Regions from separate parts of the Homo sapiens genome. Here region 2 is linked to region 1. Evidence: read pairs that join two places in POLR2A ChIA-PET (ENCODE). Cell type or tissue: HepG2. All regions are shown on one strand. Each heading gives the region's core, and the rest is flanking DNA. Links, peaks and the distances in the headings are about the cores only.

Region 1 (5,375 bases), core at 326-5,325:
AGATGAAATGTTCTGAAGATGTATGGTGGTGATGGTTGCAAAGCAATGTGAATGTACTTAATGCCACTGAACTGTATATCAAAAATGGTTAAAACGGTAAATTTTATGTTATTTATGTTTTATCACCATTTAAAAAAACACACACAATTTGAAAACATAAAAGAAAAAAAAAATCCCCTTTACAAGAAAAAAAAAAATCCACAAGCTACCTTGGAATAAACTCAACCAGAAAGTCACAGGACCTTGGAGAAAATCCTAAAACTTGACTGAGATGTAAAAGTTGTGGTGAATAAGTGGAGGTATACCATGTCCATGGAGAAAAAGGATCACCATCATAAAGCAGGCAAATCTTTCCAAACTAATCTATAATATGACACAATTTCAGTCAAGACCCCAACAGAATTTTTCATTGAATTCAATAAGCTGATTCTAAAAATTCTATCATACAAGGACTATCATACAAAAAATACAAGTTTTTAAACTTTTGATGAAGTATAACATACACACAGAAAGTGCACAATCATAAATGTGCAGCTCAATAAATCATTACAAAGGGAACATGCCCAGGTAATACATATCCAGATCAATAAATAGAATACTGCCCCGGAAGCCCCCCTTGTAACTTCCCTGCAGTCACTCCCCCGTTTAAAGATAAACACTCCCCTAGCCTCTATCTTAATTGACTAGTTTTGCCTATTTTTAAACTTTCTATATATGGAATCATACAATATGTACTCTTTTGCATCTGGTTTCTTTCACCCAACATCATGATTGTGCAATCCATCCATATTGTTGCCTGAGTTGTCAATCGTCTATTCTGATTTCTGTGTAATATCCCAATATACAACTATCTCCCCATATATTTATCCATTCTACTGCTCACAGGTATTTGGGTAGCTTCCAGCTTGGAGAAGTTACAGATAGAATTCTGGTAGTTGTCTTTTGGTCTACATTTGTGTCTTTTCATTTGTGCACCAAAAGACACAAATGTAGACCAAGAGACAACTACGAGACTTTGTGCACAAATTTTGTTGGGCATATCCCCAAAACTACAAACACATTTTTTAAAAGAACTGAAGATGTTTGTGTAGTGGGTACAAACGGGTCAGTCTTGCTCTACTAGGGATCAAAATAAATTATAAAGCTATAGTAGTTAAAAGGAACACATATTGATACATCCCCAAATACACACACACACACACACACACACACGAGCACAGTCACACATGCACACAGTACTCATGCACGTGCACATACATCCACACATAGGCGTGTACTCCCACCCTCCCAAACTCTACCAGTCAGCACAGACAACTCTCAGGCTGGACTTCCCAGACCAGATAACTGAGTGTCTCGGTCCCTTTCAAGTGGTATCAGAGCACAGGCCTGCAAGTATCCAGGAGACGGCTGATGGAGAAAGGGAAGAAGAGAGAGAGGCCCCCTCCCCCATCCGCCCACTGGCTTTAAAGGGAGAACAAAGTGAGCGGGATCAGAGTGTGCAAGGTGATGGCAGCAACGCTGAAGCCATTTATCACTGCCAGATGTGTGAAGGGTCAGGCTGCGGGGCACGCTGGGAGTGCCAGCAGGGGCGCCTGGACCCCAGACACGGCAAGAAATAACCTATCCAGTCAGCAAGGGACCGCAAAAGGGCTGCCAGGACCCTGTTCTTAACAAAATGACAATGAGCTTTCTTTTTTGTCCGGGCCAGAAGGGGCTGGGGCCAGGGTGGAGGCAGCGACAGCTTAATAAAGGGCCGTCAGTGTCAGTCAAAGCTCTAAAAATACTCTCCCGCTGCCAGCAGGCTCACTCTTGCACCCGCCCGCGGGCTTTCTGCTGCCTGAATGGTCCCTCAGTGACGCACAAGGACAAATGTGTGCCCAGAGAGGCCTGGTGTCAGGTGGCACACATGGTCCAGCTTGTGGCATCTGCCCTCTCCCTCACCCTCACCCCTCCAGGTCCCTCTAACAGGCACACCTGGGGCCAAGAAGGGGGTCAAGAAGGGGGTCAAGAAGGTGCCAGGGTGGTGTGTGCTGGGTGCACACTCCCCACTGTGCTGCTCCATCCACACACAGGAGAGCAAAGACACTAGCCACCTCTCCTTGCAGGTGGCTTCCTACCCCAAAGGCAGCCAGACTTCATAGGAGATCCCAGGTTTGAGGAAGGATACTCATTACTGGCTGTGGAGGCTCCCATTCAGACGGAGGAGGCACCATGGGCTTTAGGTAAGCCCCTGGTCCAGGCCCTAGAACCATCTCTGCTTTTGCTACAGGCCAAGTGTGGAGAAGGAGGTTCAAACCCTGTCCTTAGGGAGATCCCAGCCTGCTGGGGCAAGTGCAGCCACAGCCTTAGAAGCCCTCCTGATCTGATGGAGAAGGCTCAGCTCTTGCCTTGGGGAGTTCCCAGTCTGATGAAGGAGGCACAGCGTCCCAAAGACAGGTTGCCACACAGGGGCAATGAAGGGATTTCAGCCAAAGTGTCCTGACAGCCCTGTGCTCCTCAGACTTTAACTTTGCAACTGAATCACCAGGGATCATTACAAGAGCAGATTTTCGTTCCGCAGCCCTGGGGTGGGGCCTGAGATTCTGCATTTTTGCTTCATGGACACATTGGTTAGTGCAGTAATGAGATCCTGGGTGATGGGGGTGCTGCAGGCGCCTGAGTAGCAGGATGAGACGTGGGGAGGGTGCAGACCTGGTGAGGGTGCAGACCAGAGTTCTCTTGGTTCTTCTGCTGATGGAAACAGCCCTGAGCTGGGGCCCTAAGGAGGGCTCCGTGGAAGAAGCGTAGCAGAATCAGATGCGCAGAGAGAGGACTAGGGAGCCGGCAGGCCCTATTTAAAACTGTGGCTCTGGCATTTATTAGCTGTGTGGCCTTGGGCATGTTTCTTGACCTCTCTGAAGTGAGGACAGCAACGGGTGTGCCCACCTCGCAGGGTGGTGTGACCAGATCCATCACATCCGGCATGCGGCAGGGGCTCAAGACATGCCAGCCACTACGTTTATACTAAACTAACTGCTGTGCCCTCGGATTGGAGAGCCCAAAGGCACCAGAGGGAGATGCCAGCGTCAAGAGACAGAGCCACAACGAAGCGAAAGGCGGGGCTGCAGAGAGGCCCCGGGTGTCAAGAGGCCCTGAGGCCTCGGGCGAGTCCCTGGCCTTTCTGAGCCGGGATCCTCACCTGCAGTATGGGGATCACAGCACCGCCTGCCTCTGTAGCTGTGTGAGAGGTCAGATCGCACGGCGCCTGGCACCCGGTAGGCGCTCCATAAAGCGCTCCACGGGATGGGGGTGGGGTTAACGTGGAAGGCCCCCCGCTGGCCCCGGGCCGGCTGCCTGGGAGGAAGCCAGAGCGCCCTCCCCGCCCCACCCCCACCCGGGCCGCCTTTGAGCCCCGCGCTGCGCTTTGAAGTCCCAGATGGGCCTGCAGGAAAGAGGATCCCGCGCCCAGCCCCCAGCCCGCACCTGGATCAACACGCGCCGCCAGCCCCGCCGCCAGCCTGGGTCCGACGGCCTGGCGGCAGGGACGGCCAGGCGGCCGGAGCCGCCGGGCAGCGGCTCACTTCAAAGCGCCAGCGGCCGCCAGCGGGAGGGGGACCTAATCAGGCCCGGCTGCAGCCGCCTAGGCGCAGAGCCCCGCCCGCCCGGGCTCCCGCCCCCGCCATCTGCTCTGCGTTAGAGCTCGCGCCGCTGGGGGTAGGGGCGGCGGTGGGGGAACGGCCAGTCACCGCCATCCGAGTTGTAAGGCCACAGGCGTCCTCTGCCCCAGCTAATTCCACGCCATCACTGCTTCATCAGTGCACGGTTAGTGGAGTACATCACTGCTTCACGGATGCACTAGTTAGCGCGGTGCATCACTGCTTAATGGATACACTAGTTAGTGTGGTGTATCAATACTTCACCAATGCACTAGTCAGTGCGGTGTATCACTGCTTCACGGATGCACTAGTTAGTATGATACATCACTGCTTCACGGATGCACTAGTTAGTGCTGTGTATCACTGCTTCATGGATGCATGGGTTAGTGTGGTGCATCACTGCTTCACGGAGGCACTAATTAATGTGGTGCATCACTGCTTCATCCATTCACTGGTTAGTGCGGTGCATCACTACTTCATTAATGCATTGGTTAGTGCAGCAAATCTTTATTGAGTGCCTGGTATGTGCTAGGCAAGGGAAATCCATTTTGTTCATTCATTAAACAAACGTTTGTTGAACTCCTGTTTTGTACTAACAGACCCTGGGAGGCACAATTCAGTCATTCCTTCCTTCATTCAATAAACCTTTAAAAAATATAGAGATGGGGTCTTGTTGTGCCACCTAGGTTGGAGTGCAGTGATGCGATATCCGCTCACTGCCATCTCCAACTGCTGGGCTCGAGTGATCCTCCTCCTACCTCAGCCTCCTGAGTAGCTGGGCCTACAGGTGTGCCACCACGCCCAGCTTTTTTATTTTCTGTAGAGACAGGGTTTTGCCATGTTGCCCAGCCTGGTCTCAGACTCCTGACTTAAAGTGAACCTCCTGCCTCAGCCTCCCAAAGTGCTGGGATTACAGGTATGAGCCACTGTTCCAGGCCAATAAACCATTTTAAAAAAAAAGAAAAGAAAAAAACAGCAACATCTTGATTTTAAATAAGTAATTTTTTAGTGTTGACTGCATGCAGTTACTGCCCCCCAGGTTCATCTTCCTCCCTCCCCACTCGCAGTCACACCCAACCCATTCACCAGCTCCTCCTTGCCTACTCCAAGATCCAGCACTTGTTCTTCCTTCCTGGAATGCCCTCCTCTGCCCTGGACAAACTTCCTACTCATCCTTGAAGAGCCCAGGTTAAAAACTTCCTCCTTTGTGAATCCTTCTCTACCTTTTCCAGTCCCCATTCCGCACCCACTGGGTGCTTCTCTCCCACTAAAGGATACACAGCCTTGAATGAGAGGGATTTATTCCTTTTCAGGGCCTGTGTGCCCCCCACAAACTGGCAGCCCCAATCTAGACCCTGTCAGTGGGCAACTGTGTGGTTCTTATAACCTTTCTGTGGCTCTATTTTCTCCTGTGGGATTTGAAAAGGCCTTGCAGGGTTGTGGAAAACAAGGTGGGTTAGACACAAAGCCAGGCCCAGGCAAAATACCTGGTAGAAGGTAGCCATGGTTGCTTGATTGTTTCCACAGCCCTCTGGCTCCAGGAATGAAAGCTGAGTTCATGCTCTCTCCTCCAGGAAGCCCTCCTGATCTGAAACTAGGCTTCCTCTCCCTCTGCTGAGATCCTGCCAGTCTTAGTCAGCCCACTGGCTGCTGGCATCCAGCTGCTCCTGCATGCTTGGGGCTTGCTGAGCCTGTGTCCTGGGCCCGAGGCTCCAAAGGGCAGGGAGCTGGCCCCATGTC
Region 2 (5,375 bases), core at 250-5,249, 87 kb before region 1:
CATCTTTGTTTTGTTGTTTGTTTGTTTGTTTGTTTGTTTGAGACAGAGTTTCACTCTTGTCACCCAGGCTGGAGTGCAATGGCACGATCTTGGCTCACTGCAACCTCCATCTCCCGGGTTCAAGGAATTCTCCTGCTTCAGCCTCCCAAGTAGCTGGGATTACAGGTGCCTGCCACCATGCCCGGCTATTTTTTTTTTCTTTCTTTTCTTTCTTTTTTTTTTTTTTTTTGTATTTTTAGCAGAGACGGGGTTTCGTCATGTTGGCCAGGCTGGTCTCAAACTCCTGACCTCAGGTGATCCACCAACCTCGGCCTCCACCAACCTCGGCCTCCCATCCCAGCCCACATCTTTACTTACCCTTCCTGTGCCTCCCACATTGCTCTCCCACCAGACTGAAATACACTGTGCACAGCTTCCTGGCAATGAGCCTTTGCTTGGCCTGCACTCTCTGCCTTGGATGCAGCCTGCATCCAGCTCTCCCTGGCTGGGCTAGTGACTCTAATTTGCTGGGCCTGCCTCCTCATCTATGCGATAGCGGAATAATACCTAAGGCAGTTGTGAGGATTCTACAAGAGAATGCATGGAAAGTATTAGGCACAATGTTGAGTCCATATGATACTCACTCGTGTGTCCTTTTATCACTAACATACTGCTTCTCTACCACCACCACCATCAGAATCTTAAAGGTCTAAATCAGCAAACACAAGCCAGTGTACTAACAGGCCAAATCCAGTCGTCTGAGTCACCCAAAGAAGGTGTTTTCTAAAAATTTTAATTGGTTAACAATAATTTTTTAAATTGGAAAAGTTTCACATAAAAATTCAGACAGCTGGATTTTCTTAATGATCAGCCCGTGTGGCAACACCAGGGCCATATTCCCACATGGCAGTGATTGGCTGGGGTTGAGTGGCACTGCCCCCTTGAGGCAGGGTGTGTGTTCCCCGGGGGCACCCCGGTTCCCACCCCTCTCAGATGTCTCCCACTGAGCCTGTGGCATTCATTCATATGACCTCTCTGGCCCCTGTAGGTCCTTAAGTTTCTAACCCCTGATCTCAGTCTTACCATTCTTCAAATCCCTACTCACATGCCCACTTCCTTCAAAAAAACCCTCCCCAACCTCCACAGCCCTGTGCTTCCCTTATGGTTTTATAACTTTAACAGTTAACTTGCACTGAGTACTTCATGCAAAGATCCAAAGTAAAATATTAGCCTATCAAATGCGGTCACATTTAAAAGAATAATCTATCATGACAAAGAATTTCGGAGGGCCAAGAAGGTTGCACTAGGAAATCCAGCAATGTAAATCAAGCATACAAATCACACACCACATTAGCAAAGAATGATGCATTCCATCTGCATCCCAACAGCATGTGACAAAATTCAATAATTATTCCTGATTTTACAAAGCTCAGAAAGCCAGGAGTTGAAGGAAGCTTTCTTAAACAAAAAGTATCATACTTGGTAGTTATTAAACAGAGTATGAGATTCTAACCAATGCAATGAGATTCTAACCAATGCAATAAGAGAAGAAAAATCGATGAAAGGCCATGGGGAGAGCTTAGTTCCACTCTCACAGAGGCAAGAACTATGTCCTAGTCCTCACAATTTCCACAACACCCTAAGCACAGCACGTGGGATAGATAAAGCAGTCAAATATTTGTGGAATGAAAAACACCCCAGATGAGTTCTGATCCCTGGTACATGTTCTCAAAACATCCAGTACTTTTTGGAGGCACATATCACAACTTAAATTGCACAACTTGTTTATGAAAATATTTCTGTTTTCCTACAAGATGGTAAGTTCCATGAAATCAAGGCCTTCACTCTAGGTACCAAGCACAGGTGTCCCTGGCCTAAAGCAGGTACTCAATGCCCACTCCAAGAGACATGAGGGCCTACTGGAGGGTGCAGGGTGGGAGGAGGCTGAAGATCTAAAACTACCTGTTGGGTACTGTGCTTATTACCTGGGGGATGAAATAACCTGCACACGAAACTCCCATGACACACAATTTACCTGTAGAACAAACCTGTACATGTACCTTGAACCTAAAATAAAAGTTAAAAAATATATATAAGGCTGGGCACAGTGGTTCACGCCTGCAATCCCAGCACTTTGGGAGGCCAAGGCAGGAGGATCATTTGAGGCCAGGAGTTTAAGGCCAGCCTGGGCAACACAGTGAGTCCCTGTCTCTAAATTTAAAAAAAAAAAAAAAAAAAAAACCCTACTGCAGATGCATGAATGAATGCACTCAATAGATAGTGCTAAATTATCATGATGTTATTCTACTTCTCAGCTGGAGAATCTGAAGCCCAGGCAGGGAGCCTTTGGCTGAGGCCACACCAATGTGAAGCCCTCTCAGTACCCTGGTGTCCTCTGAAAGGCGTCGGCCACACGCACACGCCACAGCCCATGTGACTTAACAAGTAAGGAAAGCAAAGCCCAGACCCATGCCTCAGAGCCCTCTAAACAAACACATCCAGGACCCACCCCGGCGGGCCAAGCCGCCACCGCTCTGAGGCTGGGGATGACTTCAGTGCGGAGACCTGAGGCTTTCCTCCCAGAGCCCCACGACTGGTGCCCACAAGGCTAAACAGCTCCCTTCTGCCTTCCCAGGAAGCTATCAAAGAATTACTTATGTCTCTGGAAGTGCTTGTTTAGAAAAGGTTCTCCACCCCACCTGGGCTTGGCAGGAGCGCAGCATCACCAGGCTGCCCTTCGGAGCTGCTCAGGCTTGCCTCCAGCCCCTGGAGGAGCTCAGCCATCTTTCACACAGAGAGTCGAAGCCATGAAGCAGCGGGAAGCTTCCCAGGATAAACGGAGCAGGGTGACATCAAAGTCCTCCTTCCAGATTAAACAACTGAGGCCTTCAACTCTCGCTTGCGTTCCTTCCAGGATATTCTGGGCTCCTGCCTCAGTTCTCCCTCCGATGGAATGGCAGATATTTTGTTTGTGAGAGACTGAATTTTTTCCTTCCTCAGGGAGAGGGTGGGGGGGAAGGGACGTGGGGAGGGAGAGGAAGAGAAAGAACGTCTGTGAGAGACAAGAGCGGCAAAAAGAACACGTGTGAGTGGGCAAGAGAGAGGGAAGGCAGGGAGGCAGCCAGAAGTGCCTGGTTTGGAATCCAACAAGTGATGTGAAAAGTCCAAAAGTGTCTAAATCCAAGCATCTTGTGATTCGCAGCCATGGGGCTGCAGGACCCCCCAGCTCACCAGTACCGGGGGGCTGCACATCCTGTCTCGGACAGCCCTGCTCAGCCCACATGGGGGACCCTCCTTCCATAGGCACAGGCGCGCTGCAGTTCTGGGGCATGATTAGCTCTCTCTGGGGTTTGCTGGTCACTCCCTCTTGTTCCCTGGTCCCTGAAGAGCCTCCTTCTTGAGCAGCAACCTCACCCCACAGGTCCTCCGCAGCCCTGACAGCTAAGCTTCCAGCCCTGCAGCTGACCTCCTCCCCCAACACAACAGCAGGGCCACCAACCCCAACAGGCCAGGTTGAGCCCCCAAGGACCTGTCCATGACACAGGGGCAGCACGCTCGCTGACTGCCCGCCCTGCTCCACCCAACATACCTGTCCAGGGGGACAGACAGGTAACTCAGATGTGCCAAGAGCCACCAATGCACGAGGCTTTCCACAGACAGTGCCAGGAACCACTTCCAGTTCCCACAGGCTGCAGAGCCATTTGGAGGCCACATTCCCTTCTTGATTACCCGCTTGATTCCACACAGAAGCCTCCCGGCAATCCCCAACCCCATCCTACCAGGGCAGCTTGAGCCTGGGGCCTCGGTCAGCTCTTCCCCCCACCTCCAACTCCTTCCTCCTCTCTCCTCAGCCTCAGCGGCCCATCCTGCCCCCTCCCTCCCAGAGTGCCTCTGTGTGGTCCTAGGAGTGGGCCTGGGTACTCACTGCTGCTTTGTCCCCTTCATCAGACTGGATGCCACAGGAGGGCAGGAACCACATCTCTCTTATTCTCCACTGTATCCCCAGAGCCTGGCCCAGTTAGGGACTTATTAATTCATAATTAATAACAAGGCCAAGTGTGGTGGCTCACATGTGTAATCCTAGCACTTTGGGAGGCTGATGTGGGAGGATGGTTTGAGGCCAGGAGTTCAATCCAGCCTGGGCAACAAAGCAAGACCCGATCTCTATAAAAAATAAAAATGAATTAGCCGGACACAGTGGCGTGCACCTATAGTCCCAGCTACTCAGGAGGCTGAGGCAGGAGGATCACTGTGAGGCCACAGTGAGCTATGACGCCACTGCACCCCAGCCTGGGTGGCAGAGTGAAACTATGTGTCTAAAAAATAATAATAATAAACAAAGAATTATTGATAATAATTTATACTAATTCATTAAGCTGAGTGCCTAAAAGAAAAAGCCTGGTTCCACCCTTCCACTCCAGACAGAAGGACCTGGGAAAAGATGGAATTTGGAAGCAGGAATTAAAGGAAAGAAGCTGACCAGGGAAGAGGAGCTGGGGAAAAAGGAGGCAGGGAGGGTGACCTAATCTATCTTCATTTCTTTCTTCTTTTTTTGCTGCTGACAGTTCAGCCTTGATGTTTCCTGCCCTCGCGGGGACAGTTTGATCCCAGAGTGTACCTGAGCTTCCTGGTACAAACAACAACACTGTCCATCGATCCATCCATCCCCACCTTCCAACATCCCCACTGGGCGAGCAGAGGAAACATCCCCTGAGTTCTAGGACCTTGCAGGACCCACAGCAGGTGCCTCCTGGATTTGATTTCCCCCAGGTTTCCTACAAAAATGTGAATGAAGAGGGTGCTCTTGGGCTCTAGAGAACAGAAGGCATGCACAGTCTGGCTCAGGGGCATCCAGCCTCCTTCCCCAAGAAGAAAAGTCTCAAAGTGAGGACAAGACACTCCTCGAAGCCTCTACCGGAGACCACATCACAAAGACCCATTAAAGCGCTAAGAAGATGACACCCATGGCCGCCACCCACCCATCCTGAGGGACCTATGGAAAACCAGAAGGTCCCCCCACTCCCCAGCACTCTGCCCAGCCCAAGCTCTCCCAGCCTCTGCCTCCCATCCCCCAGGAGGAAAGACAGTGCCCAGGCTGGGCCAGGCAGCTGGCCCTGGTGCCCATGAGCAGAGGGGACCCTCCCTGGAGAACTCGAAAATGCCAGTGAACAAGGCCCAAACACCTCCATCCTGAGTCCTTCTCCAGCCTTAAAGCAAATCATCTTTTAATCCTGAAACACCAAATATTTAATTTATGCTCTACCTCAAATGTCAAGCCCACCTCCCATCACATAGCTTTGAAACCACGTAAAGAAGCCTAACACTTTCCATATGGCAAAGACATGGGGCCTTTTAATTGTGCCAACTGGTATCATTCAAGGGTAATTCCCTTGGAA

The links. ChIA-PET counts read pairs that join two places held together with the same protein. Peaks named below come from ENCODE experiments on the same cell type or tissue, not always from the same donor. Only the 100,000 strongest peaks of a DNase experiment are listed, where the experiment ranks them.
Region 2: POLR2A ChIA-PET joins it to region 1 with 5 read pairs; 5 of 35 experiments call an interaction of 5 or more read pairs at or near these places.

The regions. Positions count from the first base shown.
Region 1 is chr16:50,466,293-50,471,667 of GRCh38, reverse strand. No RefSeq gene overlaps it. Among named protein-coding and RNA genes, the nearest start is that of LINC02178, 74 kb to the right of the region's middle. RefSeq lists silencers at 3,066-3,125, 3,336-3,415, 3,496-3,725. In HepG2, for the core only: no CTCF peak of the experiment used is centred there; a DNase peak (open chromatin) is centred at 3,387.
Region 2 is chr16:50,553,574-50,558,948 of GRCh38, reverse strand. All of the region lies in intron 3 of NKD1 (NKD inhibitor of Wnt signaling pathway 1), which reads right to left. Among named protein-coding and RNA genes, the nearest start is that of NKD1, 7.9 kb to the right of the region's middle. In HepG2, for the core only: a CTCF peak has its summit at 921 (motif pointing left); a DNase peak (open chromatin) is centred at 2,425; H3K4me3 peaks cover 682 bases.